Linked DNA regions of Homo sapiens: region 2 is linked to region 1. Evidence: read pairs that join two places in POLR2A ChIA-PET (ENCODE). Cell type or tissue: HCT116. All regions are shown on one strand. Each heading gives the region's core, and the rest is flanking DNA. Links, peaks and the distances in the headings are about the cores only.

What was found. ChIA-PET counts read pairs that join two places held together with the same protein. Peaks named below come from ENCODE experiments on the same cell type or tissue, not always from the same donor. Only the 100,000 strongest peaks of a DNase experiment are listed, where the experiment ranks them.
Region 2: POLR2A ChIA-PET joins it to region 1 with 6 read pairs; 1 of 35 experiments calls an interaction of 5 or more read pairs at or near these places.

Annotation. Positions count from the first base shown.
Region 1 is chr19:13,255,954-13,266,168 of GRCh38, forward strand. It overlaps CACNA1A (calcium voltage-gated channel subunit alpha1 A), which reads right to left. Exons shown (of 47, transcript NM_001127222.2): 25 at 6,781-6,880; 26 at 5,497-5,657; 27 at 3,611-3,748; 28 at 1,397-1,598. Among named protein-coding and RNA genes, the nearest start is that of IER2, 110 kb to the left of the region's middle. RefSeq lists enhancers at 4,785-5,984, 5,193-5,422. In HCT116, for the core only: CTCF peaks have their summits at 5,563, 6,610 (motif pointing left) and 6,811; a DNase peak (open chromatin) is centred at 5,328; H3K4me3 peaks cover 1,442 bases; H3K27ac peaks cover 1,718 bases.
Region 2 is chr19:13,029,457-13,039,671 of GRCh38, forward strand. The region is part of intron 2 of NFIX (nuclear factor I X); the gene reads left to right. Among named protein-coding and RNA genes, the nearest start is that of NFIX-AS1, 19 kb to the left of the region's middle. In HCT116, for the core only: CTCF peaks have their summits at 3,963 (motif pointing right), 4,800 and 7,123; DNase peaks (open chromatin) are centred at 4,836, 7,090 and 7,425; H3K4me3 peaks cover 1,268 bases; H3K27ac peaks cover 861 bases.

The DNA of each region.
Region 1 (10,215 bases), core at 2,399-7,398:
TCTCTCATTTCCTTCCTTCCCTCCCTCCCTCCCTCCTTCCTTTTTTTTTTTTTTTCTTTGACACGGGCTTGCTTTGTCACCCAGGCTGGAGTGCAGTGCAATCACAGCTCACTGCAGCCTTGACCTCCTGGACTCAAGTGATCCTCCCGCTTCAGCCTCCTGAGTAGCTGGGACTACAGGCGTGCACCACCACACCCAGCTAATTAAAACTTTTTTTTTTTAATCATAGAGATGGGGTCTCACTATGTTGCTCAGGCTGGTCTTGAACTTCCGGGCTCAAGCAATCCTCCTGCCTTGGCCTCCTAAAGTGTTAAGATTACAGGCGTGAGCCACTGCGCCCAGCCCATTCTTTCTTACTGAATACTTTGCTGCGTCTTCTCCTTCTCTTTGAGGGAGAGAGAAGGAGGAATAGTGGTTATTAAGTCTTAAGGGTCAAGGGAGCAGAGGATATATTCTAGGTCCTCTATTTAGCTTGGATGATGCCAGAGAGGCAAAGAGTCATGTCTATACTCTCTGGTAGACAGGGGACTGGATTTTCTTTCCTTTTCTTTTTTTGAGAGAGGGTCTTGCTCTGTTGCCCAGGCTGTAGTGCAGTGGCATAATGATAGCTCACTGCAGCCTCGAACTCCCAAGCTCAAGCATCCTCCCACCTCAGCCTCCCATGTTACTGGGGCTAAAGGTGTGCACCATCCTGCCTGGCTAATTTTTTTGATTTGTAGTAGAGATGGGGTCTTGCTATGTTGGCCAGGCTGGTCTCAAACTCCTGAGCTCAAGTGATCCTCCTGCCTCAGCTTCCCAAAATGTTGGGATTACAGGTGTGAGCCACCACACCTGGCTTGGCTTTTCATTCATAAATATTCACCACCCTTCGCTAGGGGAGATTGTATTTGCCCACTCCACTGATGTCAGAATGGATGTGTGACTTGCTTTGGCTGATGAAATGTGAGCAGAAGTGACATGTGTAATTTTTGAGCACAAGCCTGAAGAACTGAACCTCAGTCTGACATACTCTCTTTTTCATCTGGAGCATCTCAGAGGGAGGCTGCTCTGCTGCTCTGCCAGCCTGGGAACCAGAATAAAGATGGCAAGATCCACAACTGATGTTGACATGCAGTGTGAGCAAAAAATAAGTCCCTTTGTGGATATTTGGCAATGAAATCTGGGGTTGCTTGTTACTGCGGCATAACCTAGTCTAAACTGACTGATACATACACTATATGATGTGTTTCCTCTGGAAACTCCATGAAGGGCTGCCCTGAAGACTGGATTCGGTTGGGACAATGCTTCTGTTCCCTCCCCCAGGTACCCCTAGAAAGGGGTTCCTGGGTGTTGTGTGTGTTTTAAAGTTTGTGTGTGTCCCCAGTTTTTAAAGGACAGATGGAATTGGAAGTGGCACCTCATTTTTCTCCAGGCTGTATTCCTCCATCATCTTGTCCCCTTGCTCCTGGAAGGTGATGATGATCAAGGCCACAAAGATATTGACAAAGAAGAAGGGGAACACCACAAAGTAGACGACGTAGAAAATGGACATCTCCATGCGGTACCCGGGGCTGGGGCCCTGGTTCTCAAAGGTGGCGTCCACCGAATGCTTGAGGACCCTGCAAGGAATGGGGCAGGGAGAGGGAAGGGGCAGGAAGGAGAGAGACAGGGACCCAAGGGGTGATGAGGAAGGTGGAGAGAGGGTGGAAGTGAGATGGCAGAACAGGAACAGAGGGAAATGAAAAAGAAATTTAAGTAGTCGCTGTTTTTTGAAAGGCTGACAACAATGTCAGTTATTTCTTAATTTTAATTTTAATTTTTTGAGATGGAGTTTCGCTCTCGTTGCCCAGGCTGGAGTGCAACGGCGTGATCTTGGGTCACTACAACCTCCGCCTCCCGGGTTCAAATGATTCTCCTGCCTCAGCCTCCCAAGTAGCTGGGATTACAGACATGCGCCACCAAGCCTGGCTAATTTTTTTGTATTTTTAGTAGAGACGGGGTTTCACCATGTTGGCCAGGCTGGTCTTGAACTCCTGACCTCAGGTGATCCACCTGCCTCGGTCTCCCAAACTGTTGAGATTACAGGTGTGAGCCACCACGCCTGGCCAATGTCAGTCATTTCTACTGCTGTGCATGAAGGGCTTGCTGTGTGCTGGAAACAATATTCAACAATTCATCCCCACCGGCTCAGCAACCCTCCCAGGGAGGTTATTACTGGCTCCACTTTGCACATGAGGAACTTGAGGTTCAGCAATTTAAAGGGACGTGCTGAAGACCACCCACTTATAAGTGGCCAAGTTGGGATTTAAAGACAGGTTGTGGCAATGGAGGGAGTAGAGGTGGGTGTATGCATGTAGAGTGGGTATTTGAGCACAGGTGGTGCTGGGTGCTCAGGAGGTACAATGGGGATATATATGAGAGTGGGTAAGTGCACAGCAGCTCTGTACAGTAGTGCAGGTTGCACACTGCTCAAAGGCTCTGTGTCTAAGCGATACCTTCACATGATAGGCATGATAGATTTGTGTATTCATGATGACAATTTTTTGGCAGGTGGTCCTTCAGTGCCTTGTTTGAACAAAATCATTTAAGTCTATTGCGATGATTTTCAGACAGATGGAAATGAAGTCTGTTGAGAAAGGTGTTTAAAAAAACTTTGCTCAAAGGTGCCTTGTGGGTTAGCATTATTCCCACATGTGTGAGTACTGGATGTGTCTGAGAGTGGGTAGTAGGGCATGTTCAGGTTGGCATATTTGCTGAGAGAGGGAGGGAGGTGAGGATGCTGAGGGCACATGCTGGAATCTACCAAGCTTCCAGCCTGGCATTTCCAAGACCTCTGAGAGAAAGACCATTACTTGGACGAGGTGAGGGAGGGAGGCATTTGTTTTGGGTGCAAATTAAGGGGGTACTGAAAATCTCAGTAATCAAGATAATCTTTTGCTCCAATATTTTAAAAAATCAAAATTAATGCAAAAAGTCCATGATGAACAAATATCAATTTCTTCTTCTTTTTTTTTTTCAGGGATAGGGGTCTCCTTCTGTTGTCTAGGCTGGAGTACAATGGCATAATCACAGCTCACTGCAGCCTTGAACTCTTGGGCTCAAGCGATCCTCCCACCTCAGCCTCCTGAGTAGCTGGGATAACAGGTATGAGCCACCACAAGTGGCTCAAAATTTTAAATAAAGACTAAGTCCATGATTCAGCCTCACTTTTTTTTTTTTTTGAAGGCGGGGAGGCCATAGTCTTGCTCTGTCACTCAGGATGAAGTGCAGTGGTGCAATCTCGGCTCACTGCAACCTCTGCCTCCTGGGTTCAAGTGATTCTCGTGTCTCAGCCTCCTGAGTAGCCGGGACCACAGGTGTGAGCCACCATGCCTGGCAGCTTTTTTTTTTTTTTTTTTTTTTTTTTTTTTGGGATTTTTAGTAGAAATGGAGTTTTGCCATGATGGCCAGGCTGATCTCAAACTCCTGGCCTCAAGTGATACATCTGCCTTGGCCTCCTAAAGTGTTGGGATTACAGGCGTGAGCCACCATGCCCGGCCTCCAAGACCTTTCTTATTGCTAAGCTCTCAGGCCCTTTATCCTCCTGCTCCCCAGGGCTCCTCCTGGATAGATTTCCAGTCGGGCCACTTACTGTGGCCAGCCTTCTCCCGTGGACACGGTGAAGAGGGTCAGCAGAGCCCACAGCACATTGTCGTAATGGAATTCATACTTCTTCCACTCCCGGTCTCGCGCCTTCACCTCATTCTTCTCGTAGAGGAGGTATTTGCCTCTGCCACAGAGAGTGGGGACTGTTAGTAAATGGGAAAGAGGGGCTGTCTTGCACTTGTCTTTGGTTATCAGAGACAGGGGGAGGGAAAGGAAGAGTGGTCCACCAGCCTAGACTGCTTGGGAAGCAGTGACTCCCCATCCTGCCACCATGTGTTCCTGTGCTTCATAGGGGATGACGTGTGCATCTACTTTGAGATAAATCCATGGGTGATGGCACAACCTTACTCCTGGTGGGAGAGCTGACCCAGGGTCCAGCACCCTCTTCCAACGTGATAACTTCTAGTCCTCAGGGTGAGAGCCTCAGGCTTGCTGGGGGTGGGGTGGAGGGAGTTTAGGAGGAGGCAGAGAGACATAGGGGACATTTAGAGGTTCATCAGGCTAAGGGAGGTTGCTACTCCTTTTCAAGGCAGGAAACAAGGGTTAGTTCCAGACTCCTATCCAGACATCTGGCATCCTCCTAATTTCAATAAATAGCCATCAAGATAACAACAGGCTACCATGTGTTGCAAAATGCCACTTTACACTGGTAACAATATCACTATATATACACATACATATATATACACACACACATATAATACATATGTGTGTGTGCGTGTACATATATATATATACATATATATATATATATATTTTTGTTGTTGTTGTTTGTTTGTTTGTTTGTTTGAGATGGAGTCTGGCTCTGTTGCCCAGACTGGAGTACAGTGGCCCAATCTGGGCTCACTGCAAGCTCCGCCTCCCGGGTTCACGCCATTCTCCTGTCTCAGCCTCCCAAGTAGCTGGGACTACAGGCGTCTGCCACCATGCCCAGCTAGGTTTTTGTATTTTTAGTAGAGACAGGGTTTCACCGTGTTAGCCAGGATGGTCTCGATCTCCTGACCTCATGATCCGCCCGCCTCGGCCTCCTAAAGTGCTGAGATTATAAGCATGAGCCACTGCGCCCGGCCTATATGTATATATTTTTGAGAGGCAGGGTCTCACTCTGTCACGCAGGCTGGAGTGCAGTGGTACCATCATAGTGCATTGCAGCCTTGAACTCCTGTGTTTAAACAATCCTCCCGCCTCAGCCTCCCGGGTAGCTGGGACTACAGGTGTGTGCTACCATGCCCCGCTAACTTTTAAAATTTATTTTGTAGGATGGGCTCTCATTATGTTGCCCAACCTGGTCTCCAACTCCTGGCCTCAAGTGATCCTCCCACCTCAGCCTCCCAAAGTGTTGGAATTACAGGTGTGAGCCACTGCACCTGGCCTCTTACCTAACTTATTTGGTAATGAAACCTGATCTGATTGGACATGAAGCTCTTTATACTTGTTATTTACCCCATTTGATGTAAATAGTTACACATTTTATGGCAGAAATATTGTGTTTGATTATAGGGCTGCCTTAGACCCAGCTGAGGGTGTCATGTCCCACATGGGAATCTCAAAATATTCTCAACTTTGAAACACATCTGCCTGTAACGATTTCAAGTAAGGAACTGTGGATGTGTATTAATATCCCTCACATGACAAAGGCGGTGGCTGAAAGGTCAATCAATTTGCTTATGACTCATTCTGTGGCTCTGGGTGGTGACTCAAATTCTAAAACCGGTTTTCTTTCTACCCAAGATCCAAGCTGGTTGCAACTGAGTCACTTCCAAGGCTCATCACTTCTCCAGTCTCTGAGCCCAAGTGGCCAATGCCTCTAGCCACTTCCCCCCTGCCCACCTGCTGGTTCCAATGGGAATGTGCTGGAAAGTGGAGACCCACCGACAATCTTTCTCAAACTCTTTGGACTCGTCAGTGCAGTGGAAGAATTTCCCCTTGAAGAGCTGCACAGCCACCACGGCGAAGATGAACATGAATAGCATGTAGACGATGAGGATGTTGAAGACGTTTTTAAGTGAGTTCACCACACAGTCAAACACAGCCTGTGGGGTGGAGTTGACAGAGAGCATGAGGGGCTGGGGACCTGCCCAACCTTCTGCCTCCAGTGGCCCATCATACCAAAATACTGCCATGATCATTCCCATTTTACAGGCAAGGTCATAAGTCAAGTCACTAGGGTAAGGTCCCCCCAGCTTTCAGAAATAAGCGTTGGAGGAGTTGGACTCAATCCTGGCATTCTATGGATCTAAAACTCCCAGATGGGATACCAGAGATGCTTTTAAGTGATACAGGAGCCCAACACAGAAAAACAAGGTAACAAAGTTACTTCCTTTCCAACTCTCTCAATCCTTTTGAGTGAAGGAGAAATTTTTACTTAGTTGCTACCATGTTAACACCTACCATTGACATTTTCCCTCTTTAACCAAGAAAGAGCAGTTGTCAATGCACAAAGCCTTAGGCAGGCAGCCATATTTGGTTAGATTTCCATAACAGTATCTGTTTTCTGTCTTTAATTTTTAGTAGAGACAGAGTCTAACTATGTTGCCCAGGCTGGTCTCATTCTCCTGGGCTCAAGCAACACTCCTGCCTTGGTCTTTCAAAATGCAGGGATTACGGGTGTGACTTGATTTAAAGAAACATATTACATAAGAGATAATACTGGGGACCCCCAGGTGAAGCATAGAGTGAAAGTGGGTGCTCTAATGACTGGATTTTATTTCCCTTAATATATATATATGTTTTTGAATGACAGGCTTTTGGGAAATGCTGGTTCATGCTATTTTGGAATGGGAGATACTAGAGCCTAGAATAGGTAGATGAAAAGTCAAAATTTTATGGAACAAGAAATCTAGTTCCTGCTTCCCAGATCACGGTTATACCCTTTTAAATCCATATGATGCCTTCATGCGAATTAGGAAAAAGGATCTTAACCCCAAGACACTTCATCTAAAGAAAAACTGCCATAATACACAGATTATTTTAGGTCAGCTCACTTTACTGCCATCTGCTGGGAAGTTGTAATAATACAAATATCCATACACGATGGCTAGGATGTTATCAGCACCTCCTTTAATGTGTTGTCCTTGAGCAGTGTACAACCTGCTCAGCTGTACATGATAACCCTGACAGTCCCCCCCACCGCACCCCACCATCTCCCAATCTCACCTTGAGCTTTGGCAGCCGCTTGATGGTTTTAAGAGGTCGTAGCACCCGGAGGACTCGGAGGGATTTAATCGTGTTGATGTCTTTTCCTTTGCTATTGCCACTGTGGAGGAATGTTTAGGTGGGAAGAAGGGAAGAGAGGAAGCAGAGGTCAGGTTGGGTAGGGGGCAGCCCACAGCTCCATGGGACCCTACCCTCCCAGGCCTAGAAGTCTGGGGTGAGCTTGGCACAGCCCTGCCCTTCCTGGTGAAGAGTGGTCCATTTCACCTGTTAAGCTTGGGCTCGGGAGCCAGTAAGTACGTGGCTTTTTGTGGTTCTGGTCCCAGGGTTGGTTGAGGGCCCTTTGCCATCTGGCTGGGCCTGAGCAGCTGTATTGGGTGTCCCTGAGACCCAGCACAAGGGGGTTGGCTGATTCCCCACCCCCATTTCTGCACAGCTTTTCTTTTTTCTTTTTTGAGACAGGGTCTGGCTCTGTCACCAAGGCTGGAGTGCAGTGGCACGATCTCGGCTCACTGCAACCTCCGCCTCCTGGGCTAAAGCCATCCTCCCACCTCAGCCTCCCAAGTAGCTGGGACTACAGGCACACGCCACTGCGCCTGGCTAATTGTTTTGTCTTTTTGTAGAGATGAGGTTTCACCATGTTGCCCAGGCTGGTTTCAAACTCCTGAGCTCAAGCAATCTGCCCTCCTCACCCTCTCAAAGTGCTGGGATTACAGGTGTGAGCCACTACACCTGGTCACAGCTATTTTCAAAAAAGCCCTTGGTCTAGGAGTTTAGTGGTCCCCTATGTATTCTTTTTTTTTTTTGAGATGGAGTTTCACTCTTGTTGCCCAGGCTGGAGTGCAATGGTATGATCTTGGCTCACTGCAACCTCCACCTCCCAGGTTCAAGTGATTCTCTTGCCTCAGCCTCTCCAAGTAGCTGGGACTACAGGTGCGTGCCACCATGCCCAGCTAACTTTTGTATTTTTAGTAGAGATGGGGCTTCACCATGTTGGCCAGGCTGGTCTTGAACTCCTGACCTCAGGTGATCCACCCACCTTGGCCTCCCAAAGTGTTGGGATTACAGGTGTGAGCCACTGCGCCTGGCCCCCTGTGTATTCTTTTTAAAGGTGGTATCAGTGGGCTCTTAAAAAAATGGGATTTTCTCCCCCTTCCAATGGGATTCTGGAAGATACTTAAAGTGGCCCTTATACCAAATCTCCCCTCCCCCACCATATTCCCTGAGTCTGAAGGAGGGAAAATAACCGGGTGCCGCTGTTTTCAGATGCTGATGTGGCTGCTGCCATGGTCTCTGCTGCATTGCTCCAAGGGTCTCTGAGCCCATCTTTGCCAGAGAGGACTGCACAGAAGTTCAGTCCAAGGTCTGTTGGAACTGAGCTTAGCAATGCAGACCCCAGAGATGCCATGACACCCTTGGCCAACCATGACTCAGGCCCCCCAAGAGGAGGGTATTGAGTGGGACCATGAATAGCTTGTGGTTCATGGCACTCATGACCCATCCAGTTGTCCACACCAGAAACCTGAGAGTCATGGTCAACTGCCTGCCCTCTATCCCCATCCCCATCCCCAGTGGGTCACCTTCCTTAACATCCCGCCATCCATTCCTGGGTGCCATCCCCCCTCACCCGTCTCCCAACTTGCTCCTCATTCCCTGCCTTTTCTTCCATGTTTTATGCACACAGTGGCTAAAGCCAATGACCTTGTCACTCTTTCTCTTGCTCAGAATTCTTCTGGAGCACGTGAATTCTCAGAAGAGCAAGTGCAAACTTCTGGGCATGGCATTCAATGCTCTTGAAAATCTAGTCCAACTTACCTTCACCTTTGCATTCCCATTTATGGCTACATATCTCAAGCCCCAGCCACATTCTTTTGCCTCTGTCTGCTTATGCATATACTGTTCCCGCTGCTAGAAATGCCCTTCCTCCACTTCTCCAGTCACAGAACTACCCGGTCCTCAAAGCCCAAATTACCTGTTGCTCCCTCCGACAGCATTTCCTGACTGCCTACCTCTGGCTCCTGCCAGCTCCTATGTGCTATTTCGGAGTTAATCTTTGTTTGTTTCTTCGGTCTCTGGTTTTAGACAGAAAACTCTTCAAAGGCTTACAGTGTAATCTACTCTTCTCTGTGTTCATTTTCCCTTTAATCTTTTTTTTTTTTTTTGAGATGGAGTCTTGCTCTATTGCCCAGGCTGGAGTGCAGTGGCATGATCTTGGCTTACTGCAACCTCTGCCTCCTGGGTTCAAGTGATTCTCCCACCTCAGCCTCCCGAATAGCTGGGACTACAGGCATGAGTCACCACACCTGGCTAATTTTTGTATTTTCAGTAGAGACAGGGTTTCACCGTGTTGGCCAGGCTGGTCTCGAACTCCCGACCTCAAGTAATCCACTGGCCTTGACTCCCAAAGTGCTGGGATTACAGGCATGAGCCACCGCACCTGGCCATTTCCCCTTTAATCTTGATTCTTGTCCTAGCCCCTAGCCTGCGCCTGGCGTGTGGTCTCAGGACACGTGAATGCCTCCGGTTGGAGTATTTGGGTGGGGAGGTCACCTAGAAAACATCTCCCTACAGTGACCTCCCAGGTCATGAGCAGAGCTGCCCCAGAGACCCCCATCACGATGGGTCTCAGTATCCAGTGCAAAAACATCATTCTTCACACCATTTGCTTTTTAAAGGACTCCATTTTTTTCATTTTTCAGGGAACAAAGACGATAATTGTATTTTAGCCTGCTAGGCAGAGATATACTCCAGGATTCAGAACTCTGAACCTTTTTTTTTCTTTTTAAAACTAACATCATCATTATCATCTCAAGGCTGTGCCCCCAAGTGTGAGACACACGTTGGACAGTCACTGAGATAATTTTAGGCAGAACAGGGGCACAGATTAAATAATTGGATCTCAGAGGGGCATAATCATTTCTTTTTCTTTCTTTCTTTTTTATTATACTTTAAGTTTCTTTTCCACGTATCTTTCAGACGCTCTGCTTTTGCGAGAAAGGAAGCCTCAGGTAGATGCTAATAGGCCTTTAACACCTCCCTAACACTTAGTAATTTTCCTTTTAACAAAGAGCCCAGCTTGAAGGCAACAACATTGTCTGGTTTCTGTTAGATTTACTTTTTTTTTTTTTTTTTGAGATGGCATTTCTCTCTTGTTACCCAGGCTGGAGTGAATGGCGTGATCTCAGCTCACAGCAGTCTCTGCCTCCCGGGTTCAAGAAATTCTTTTGCCTCAGCCTCCCGAGTAGCTGGGATTACAGGCATGTGCCATCACGTCCGGCTAATTTTGTATTTTTAGTAGAGACGGGGTTTCTCCATGTTGGTCAGGCTGGTCTCGAACTCCCGACCTCAAGTGATCCACCTGCCTCGGCCTCCCAAAGTGCTGGGATTATAGGTGTGAGCCACCATGTCTGGCCTACATTTACTTTTGCAGTTGCAGAT
Region 2 (10,215 bases), core at 2,945-7,944, 230 kb before region 1:
GTCTCAAAAGACTCATCATAATCTCTAGGTAGTCCTTCTCCTCTTCCTCTTCCTTAGTCTTGGTTTCTTTTCTGGCAGTTGTCATTGTTGTTGTCGTTGAAGGAAACAGGTTGTTTGTCCTGTGGGGTTTCCTCAGCTGGACTCTGCAGGCTGCGCTGCCCCGAGTGATTCAGTGAGTGTGGTGCTCTGAGAGCAGATTCGGCCTCCCCTCCCTCCCTACCTTCAGGTCCCGGGACAGCTGAGCTTAGCCTTACCTGTCGCAGGAAATGGGTTAGCACCTGAAGATTTGTCTAAGTGAACTTTTTCACCTGTGGGGTTGCCTTCTCAGGTATGAGAGCTTCTTGGTTTCGGCACTCTAGTTTAGGGTTTGGGGCTTTGTAGCAGGCACTAGTTTTCAGGTCTGAGGGAGGGCTGCCCATCCACGTCCTTCCTTGGCGGTGGAGGGCATTGTTCAGCTGTGTCCATACTGCCAAGACGGGGCTGGTGCCAGCGAGGTTCCCCAAGCCTTTGCTGGATGCCCAACCCGACTGTTGGCTCTGGGGTGAGTATGTGGGAGGGTCCACAGGAGCACCCGCCGCTTTCTCCAGGTCCACCCCCACCATGGACCCTGTGCCGCCTCATCCATTGCCTCCTTTTTCAAGGCCCAGAAATGCCACTGGTCTGCGTCTTTGAGGCAGCGCCATCTGGTGCCAGGGCTGACAAAGATCGCAGGGCCCTGGAACTGACGCCTAAAATTAGCAGGATCTACAGATTATCTTTTAACCCAATGTAGGGTCCCCTTTAGAACATCCCAGAAGAGGTGTCACTGTCATTCAAAGGTCAGCTTTGGTTGTAAAATTCTTCCATTCTTCCATGTCTAGCTTGTAGGATGGTTCCAGGGATTAAACCAGCTAATATGTAAAGATACCGGCACATAGCAGGACGGCAGCTGCTGTGATTGAGGACAATTGTTATGATTTAGGGAGCCCAAGGCTGACTCTCTGTCACCTTTACTTGTTGGTCTTTTTTTTCTCTTAAGGGATGACCCAGGTGAAAGCTGATTTTCCTGTAACAGGACAGCATTTGAAATACCAAAGGCAGCTCTTATGTCTCCCTTCCACCCTTCTCCCCAGGAAGCTGTCTCCTCTCCAGCCTGAATATCACCAGTCCCTAATGCCTCCCACATTTCACATGGCTCCTAGTGCCCTTGCCATTTTGGTAACCACCTCCTGGAAGCCCTCTGGTTTGTTTTGGTCCCTCTGATTCATAAAATTTCTGAAACTGGAGTGTTCAGAATTGAACACAGAAACTCCAAGCATGATCAGATCCTAGCCAGCCATGGTGGCTACATAATTTTCAGGGCCTTCCAGCTACATACTGTGCAGGGCTCAGTGCAAAATGAAAATGTGGGGCTCCTTGTTCAAAATTTTTAGGAATTACAGCACGACATCAGTTAGAGCATTTAACCAAGCGTGGGGGGCACGCAAGTTGCACACCCGTGAAGCTGGCCCTGGCCACCTTTGTTTTGGACATTCGTGTCTGTTAATACAACTTGGGGTGCTGGGTCTGGGTGATGTGGAATAATGATGGGGCTCAGGCTGGCCTCAGAGCGGGGCATGACCCCAAAGAGGAGAACAGAAATGCCCAGACCCAATCCTTATGCTTGGGCTTGGTCTTATTCTCAGACTCCTTTGACCACCTGCTCTTGTCCCTTTTGTTCATAGTGCTGTCCACCCAACCAGTCAAGAGCTCCCATTGCCTACAACATGCAGGGGGTTTCTCAGTAGAGTGCTTGCTCTGCTGGCTGAATTGGAGGCTATGACATGGGGGAAAAAAGAGTCACCTTTGTCGGAGCTTGAGCCAGCAAAGCGCCGACCGTGAACAAGCCAGAGGGGACCTAGAGGCCTGATCCCATAATTATGGGCATGGTGACCAGCCGTGCTCTATTGCTGACCCAGAGGAAACAGGGCTACTCTGCAGCAGAAGGGCTGGGGTCCAGACGTGCAGAAGGACTTCCTGAGAACTTGGTTTACTTTTTGGCGCTTCCAAAGCATGGTAGAATTCCCTTTATCCATGAAATGCACACTTAGTCAACTTACTGTGAGCAAGGTCCTGGCCTAGGGGTTCCTAGATCTCTAAGAATAAGAGAATCTTGCGTGTACCTGGCAGGCTTTGGGTAAAGGCCCGATGATATCTTCTAGAAGGCTTCCTCCCGTAGGCGTAGGCGTGAACCTGCAGTGACCCATGCTGGAGGGGAGGGAAAGCCCAAAGGGCCTTATTTGGGGGATAGCTCACAGTGGGCTGTGAATTGGGAGGCAAGGTCCTTCTTGGCCACCCTCTAGTGTTACAGAGACCTGGGATGCCAGAGGAAGAGTGGGTTAGAAGGGGTAATGAGGCCAGTGCTACGTTCTCCCTCTGTCCTGGCTTCCTGTAGCAGCTGGGCAGAGAGGGGACAGCTGAGTGTCCCCTTTTCTGCCTAGGGAAGAAGGTGACTCCCTCCCCACCCCTTTTTCTCTTTGCCCTGTCCGTCCCATCCCTCCACCCCCGCCCTTCTGTCTCAGGAGCTGCCACGCTTCAGTTATTTTATCCTTCAGTGTCCGATTCAGAAGTCTTTTCAAAGGCCCCAGCCGTGTCAGCGCGGTGCTCGCACAAAAGGCCTCTTTGATTTCTTGTTTGTTTTCATTTGCCAGTGGAGGGGGAGGGGGGCAGGAGAGAAAGAGCTTCTGGGTTTTAAAATTTTTATTTGGGTTGCTTCATTCTCAGAGGAGTTGGCTCCCTGGAACTCCTTTCTGAGTTGGGGGCTCAGAGTTGAACGGCAGCCTTCTGAAGAGAGGGCTAGTGTAGGAGTGGAGGGTTGGGTGGAGCTCCCAGGGTGACAGGAGGAGGTGTAGGGGTTTAAATATAGTTATTGATTCATCCTACAAACACTTTGGGCAGATCTTATGTGCTAGGCCTAAGGGCAGCCCTGCCTGTTGGGTAGAGGAAAGGTCTGAGGTGTCTGGCACATGACATTCCCCTGTGTGTTGCATCGTTCGAGGACTCCTCACAGCTGTGGATTTGCACAGTTGTGAACTTTGACTTTGTTATTTTTCCTTTTTTGTCCCAGATTCCGCCTTTGAAGGGATTCTACTAGCATACACACTTCTTGGAGACTCAGTACTTCAGAATACAGGTTGGGGCTTCCCACCCTAAATCAGAGAATGAGGGAGAGGGAGTGAGAGGTTTATAGAGCAGCTAGGTGTCTTCCTGGGAATGGTGTGCAGAGGACCTGGGCCCACAGCTTGTTTTGGACTTTGAGGGCAGGTCAGTGCTGCTGAGACCTTGGTGAGTAGGGAGTTGAGGCCAAAAAGAAATGGAAGGCCATGTTTGTCCAAGGTTTCGAACAAGAGACACCCAAACCAGTGCCTGTTGGGGTGCGTACCTTAACACATGTGGGCACGTCCCTATATCCCAGTAAGAAGAGGTGCAGCCTGCTGGTTTACATGCCTGTATGGAGGCCTAATTGTCAGGGCTTGGGAAGAGAGTGCCACAGACCGAGACTCAGGCAGGTGGTCACGGGCATCAGCAACAGGGAAGTGTGCCCATTGGGTGAGGGGGGGCTCACAGGGCCTGGTTGGCAGACGGGAGGAGGAGGCTGGGGGGCTGAGAGATAGATAAATATAGCTGATGGCATTTCTGATGATAGGTTTTTCTTGGCACCAAGGGCACCGTGGAAAACAGCACGACAAACGCCCGGCCCTGCAGGCCGCCGTCGCCATTTTAAGCATGTTTGAGTTTAAGGGTTGTTGGCGTTAGAATAGGGTCCCAGGAGGAGGAGGGCCTAGGGAGGAGAAGTTTGGCTGGACTGGACCTTACCCCCCAGGTGCCTGGGTCCCTTACTTTGTCTATAATGGATATCTCGTACCTTATTTCCTGGCCCTTTGGGGATTTAAAAAATATTCTGGGGCTGCCCTTTATGGGTCTGTCTCCCAAGTGACTTATTTCACCACCAGCTGCCATGGACTATCAGTAGGGGGCATCTTGGCTCTTCTCTCACTCCTGATGCCTTACTGATGACATGGCATGCCACCACCACCCCAGTACAGGGTACTTATTAGCTGTTATTTGGGGACACCCAATAACTTAAGGGGCACCTGTTTGTCCAGGCTCCTAACAACTTCTTGTCCCCTGTGGGCATGCCCTTGGTCTCTATCCCCTGCTTTAATTCCATTTTTCCATTGAAGGCCCTCTATGGCTTTAGCACCAGGCTAAGTCCTCTCTATGTATTAATTCCCTGAATTCTCACCCTGATTCTAGTTTTAAGCCTGTGCTCCTGGCTGGGTGTGTGTGCACTCAGGTGATGTGCATAATATGTGTAGTGAGGAATCAGCAAACCAGACCTGGGGACCAGGGAGGCTTCCTAGAAGACGACCTACTTGACCTGCACCTTGAAAGACAGTGAGGAATTAGCTCGTTTTGTCAGCTGCCTGAGCCTTCTCAGTGTGCCTGGAGCTGATTCCCTCCTCACAATGGTTGAGTGATATAGACAGGGCAGGTATTATTGTATCTACTGTACAGAGGAGGACCCGAAGTACAGAGATGACAGGGGACTCTGGTCACATGATGAGTTTCTGGCAGAAGGGGCCGGCTTCTAGGTCACTGAGTACCTGGAGCTCATTCTGAGGGCATCGCTGCTCCTTGAACTTCATCAGGATTACTGGCTTTGGCAGAGTCTCAGAGGAGAAAACCTCAAGGGTCCCTGTTGGAGCCAGTTTCATCATTGTGGTCTCTGTCACTCTCTAGAAGAGAGCCCAGCTTGCGGCTCAGCTCAAGGGCTCCCCCAGTGGCTGAGTATGTGGGGTGGAAACAGAGAATGGGCACCTGGCCCTGTCCTGACACTGGCCTCCCTCCCTCCTGACAGGCCATGGCTCCCTGGATCCCTGCCACCAACCTCGAGAGGCAGCATGCTAGCATAGACGGGCTGAGTCTAGCATAGACAGGGGCCAGGTTGGCTGGATGCTCTCACCCTGCTGCAGCCAGCTCTGCTTCTTTTCATATCTCCCTGGAGCATGGGGGAGGGATCCCACCTGACCTTCTCAGGTAGAGGAGGCAGGAAGTCTAGGTGTGAGGCCAGGCAGGTTCTGCTAGACCTTGGGATTCCTGATCCTTGCACTGTCACACCCTTTTCCTGGGAGTGTCCTTGGAATCAGTTTGAAATAAAAATGAATGTAATTATCATAATTAACCAGGTGATCGCTGGAAGTTTTACAATAATCTGCTACTCATTGCCTTTTTCACTTCTTCACATTGACTCTCACCTTTATCCCTTTCTTAAAGTTGGAAAACTCTCGGGGTGTGTATATAAAAACTCTCCTAGCATGACTAAGGCTGGGTTCAGGGAGAGGCTGGCTCACCGCTCTAGATTTTCGTCTGTGTCCATGATAATTAGACAGAGGCTTACCTCTCACCATTGATATCAGCTCCCCTTGAGCAGCATTTCCCAACTGCGGAACTGTTGACATTCGAGTGAGATCATTCTGTGTCTTGGGGGACTGTCTTGGACATTGTAGAGTTTTAGCGGAATCTCTGGCCTTGACCCGCTAGAAATCAGTTGCACCTCCCTCCCCAAGGTGTGACAACCAAAAATATCTCCAGACATTTCTAAGAGTTCCCTGGGAACAGAATCATGCATGGCTGAGAACCTCTGGCCTGGAAGAAACAGGGATTCAGACAGAATGCCACCTGTGTTCACCTCTTGCCTCACCGCCAGTTTAGGTCCTCATTTACCTTGTGTTGAATGTCGACTGAACCTCTGAGCATCGTCTACTCCTGTGTGTCCTGTGTTGTTTTCGCTTTTCCGGATAGCAGAGCCCTGGGCTGAAGCAGTTTGGGGGCTTTCCCCTTTCACCTCCCCCTGGTTGGAACTGTAAGCCTGCCTCCAAGTCCCCTACTGAGTTATTCCTCTCTGATTTTTTGCATAGTGGTCTCTGTGTGCTGGGGCTGCTGATCTGGGGAACAGGACAGGGGATCTGCTACTGGGCTGACCCAGGCCTGTGCAGCAACCGGTAATCCTGTCAGGCCCGTATCAGACCCCAAAGAACAGCAGACGTTTGTTTCTGCAGCATGAGACACGGAGACCAGAACTGTTGTCTGGGTCTTAGTACTACTCTTTTTAAATGATTTGATTTTTTTTTTTTATTATAGTAGTAAAACACATTCTTTGTAAAAATTTAACAATAGAGAATGTGAGAGACAGACAGGTTCCCCAAACTACTGTCCTGTGCCTGAGACAACTTCACTTCGCAGATCCATGTTAGTTCTTCGAATTTTTTTCATCAATTCATATATCAAGTAACTTTTAAATATAGAGGTATCTATTTTAAGAGCAGATGGTATGTTTGGGCTAATTGAATTGGCTCCGTCAAGTGCCATTGTGGTCTTAACTCTTCCCACCCGCTGCCTTTTGTACCCTTGCCCGCATCATCCCAAGTGCAGAGCCAATGTCCCTGTCTTCTTTTCCCTGAGGTGACAGTTTCAGCGTGTCATTCCTGGGAGGAGTGACCAACAGGGCATGTACTGGTGTCTGAGTGGTTAGGATCCCACTCTGGGGGATTCCTGCTGGTGGTATAACCCCGACCACAGAAGTCAGGGCCTAAGCCTCAGCCTGCCCTGAGATCCCCACCAAGGGGGCTGCGGCTGGAGGGAGGGGCCCCTGGGAAGTATCCTGCTTGGCTGCACCTGGCTTGGCCTCTGGAGTCGACTTCCCAAGTCTCCTAGGAAGGCGAGGGCTCTCCTTCGTGTGGAGTAGACCCTTCGCCAACTGGCCTGGCGTGTCCGGGAGGCTTCCTTTCTTAAAATGGGGGGATGAAGCGTCAGTCATGCTTCCAGGATTTATTTCATCATAATTGTTTGTTTTGGGTTTAACAATACAGCAGGGAGAAGAGTGGCAGAGGAAGAAGAGCGTCCTCTCCAGGCCAGGGGTGGGGCTGTGGAAATGAGAAACCGGACGAGACAGAGAGGGAATCCAGAGAGGGCTTTGCGGTTGAGTCTGCCAGTCTGGAGAAGGCTGCTCTCCAGACAGCTGAGAGTAGGGTGACACCTGGTGACTCTTGTGGACTGGGCGGAGCTGTGTGGAGCGATCGGGAGATCCCCGGAGGCGACCTGCAGGAGGCCAGCCGAGTGCAGCCCTTGGGGAGTGTGTCCTTATTATGCCTGCAGATTATATCCCCATTAGCGCATAATTATTATATAATGGGCGTTATTGCATAATGGCAGTTATATAACAGGTGGCCCAGAATACAGACAGGGGGTGTAATAAGTGTATATCCTCTGGCTATAAATAGCCACCAGCCCCACACCAAATATGTGGTCACACCAGAGCCACCTTATAAATACCCGTGCTGGGCTATAAATTTCTGAGCAGTGACGTCAGCGGGCATGGTACCTAGTTAGGGGGTGGTAGGAGGGACCTGCGGCCCCACCCGGACACATGACATCATTGTTTCCTTAGTAACAGGAATGCTCCCGGGGGACCAAGTGAAGAAAGGCCTTTAAAGGGAGGAGGCAAATGGATAGGAAGCTTGAGTTGGGGGTGGGTGCTAAGCCTGGGCTGAACAGGGTGAGGTCTCCTGGGCAGAGTCCTTAATGGGTGAGACAGGCCATCTGCCCTTGGGTATTTGACCCAACGGGAAGCAAGGCAGTAGACTCCGTTTCCTTTCATCTTTAGGGGGTCTCAAGTCCCCTTTCCTGTGTGTAGCAGATTCTGCCAGCCTTGGCTGTGTGTCAGGGAGAAGAGGGGAGCTACAGAGTCTTCCCTGTCCTTCTCTCTCCCAGGTGACCTCTACAGGGCTCTGGGGCCACTTGCTTAAGGGAGACCCGACTTCTGCACCCGGTCATATCCTCCCCAGGGCATGACCACTTCCCCTACCAGACGTAGTAGGCCAGTTTCAGCCTTAGTAATCTAAGAAATATGTGAGCAATTTGATGCGGATCTCAGAGAGCCTCGTGGAAGTAATGGCGCTGAGAGATGGCGCCTGGGGAAGAAAGAGGAGACAAGGATAGTATTCTGGCCCCAGAAGAAACTATGAGGTGGGATATAATCTTTTTAGGTGTATGGGAGATTGCTTCATATAGGGTGGGGAAGAACTAGTCTTCATAGCCCTGAGCATAGAGGAGGAAATTTGCCTTTGGCAGATGAGGGGATTGGAAGAAGGCTGGATGACCAACTCGTCCTGGTTTGCTCAGAGTTTCACAGCCCCTCACCTCGGTAAACCCCTCAGTCTCCAGCAAACTGGGATTGTTGGTCACCCTAGAACAGTGATTTTCAACCAAGGGCAATTTTGTCCCGCAGGGAACATTTGGCAATGTCTGTGAACACTTTTGGTTGTCACAGTTGTGGGGGGAGGGTGCTATTGGAATCTAGTGGGAAGAGTCTACTGCATATGACAGTCCCCCAGGAACAAAGAATCATCTCGCCCCCAAACGTCACAAGTGCGGAGGTGGAGAAACCCAGCCTTAGAGGGAGAATAAGCAGACCCTGCTGTGCGTGGTCTCTCCTCAGGACGCCTCTTGCCTCTGCTAGCAGAGTGGGCTGCTTGGCTGCCTTCCTGAATTTCTTGCAGCTCTTGTTTTCTGTGCTTTGATTGGTTGTGTTTAGGGTTCTGTGGCCTGGAAACCTTTTCTAGGAAATCGTGTGGCTTCTGAGAGGGTCTTTCCCATCTCAAAGCTCAGAGACCCTTTGAGACAGTGCCATCTCAAAGTGAGACAGTGCTGACAGCAAGCCCTGCCAGGCAGTATGGTATTGGTGTGGATCCTTCATCTGTTATTTAAAAAAGAATGGAAAAATCATCAAATACCTATCCCTTATTGCCTACCAAAGAGTTTCTAAAAGGCAAAGCCTGCCTGTTTTCCCTGCCTTTCAGGTCACCTCTTCCCATATAGACCTGAACAGGCCACTGCGGCTCCTGGGGCTTCCTGAGCGTAGCAGTCCCAGGGTGAGAACTCACTTCCATAAAAGCCAGTTTCCCAGACCCAGTGACCAGGGCTGGACTCTGCCACCCAAAGAAGCTTCCCAAATGAAACAAATGAGGCAGGAGCAGGAGAGAGCCAAATCCTATTCTGGCACATGGAGTTTACAGAAATCTAGGTTCTAAGTGTTCTCATGTCATTTATAGAAGTTTCCGTTTAGCCCGGCATATGTGAAATGTAATCATGAAAGCATAGCAGACACTGTTTTTCACCTGCCTTTAGTGCCTGTTTAGTTTACTACCTGGCTGCAGTTGACTTGGCGCCCTCTGGCCTTGACCACATGCATAGCGTGGCCAACTGGGTCATCGTTTCTGCTGGCCTCGGACAGGGCCCACAGATGAAGGCCAGGATGGTGGTGGTGGCGCAGTGGTCTGGTCTGCACCAGAGATTTGGCCAGAGAGAGGGGATCAGCTGGGCTGTGGGCTACCCGTTGTGTGTGTCAGGCCCAACTTTTGAGTTTGGACTTGAGATTGAGGCAGCTAATAAGCGTGGATGGGGAGGAAGGGCCCAAGGGTCTACATGCAAGGTCCTGCCTGCTGTGCCAAAGGGGACTCTGTGGGGAACAGTGCTGGCTCCGAACACAAAGGCCATTGCTCCATGGAGCAATAATCCTCAGGATATTGCCAGCCCAAAAGATATGGCCAAGAGAGAGGCCTCTGCCCTGAGGACAATGGCCAGATTTCTCTCACTTATTTATGGTATCGTGGTTTACAAAGTGGGCCCAGCACACAAATCTCTGGGCATAGTTTCAAATACATGCATTTCTTTTAAATTAAACACCCCCCCCCACACACACACATACACGTGTGTGTGTGTGTGTAGGGTCTGTTCAAGCCCTGCTGCTGCCCAGGAGTGTTCCCAGCCACGTGGGACAGTAACTGAGGATGATGGTACTGAAGCCACTGTCTAATATTAGATTTTGTAACTCAGAGATTCATTAATATAATTACTCAGATGCCAGCCTGGCTTGGCAAGGCCTCTTGAATTGTGTTCCTCTTCAACAAAGTGCTCCGGCTGCAGAAATGCCCCTGGTGAGCCTGAGCTCTGCTACCTTGCCTGTGAATGGGGCAGAAGGCATGTGTTGGCCTCCTCACTGCACCCTGGGAGAGGCAGTGCATCCCCATGGTGGCAAGTCTTGCCTTTACATGTCTTGTCACGAAAACAGGGACCTTGGAGAGTCTGCTGCAGAGGGGAGCAATCTGCTGGGCGAGGCCCCGTTTCTATGCAAGT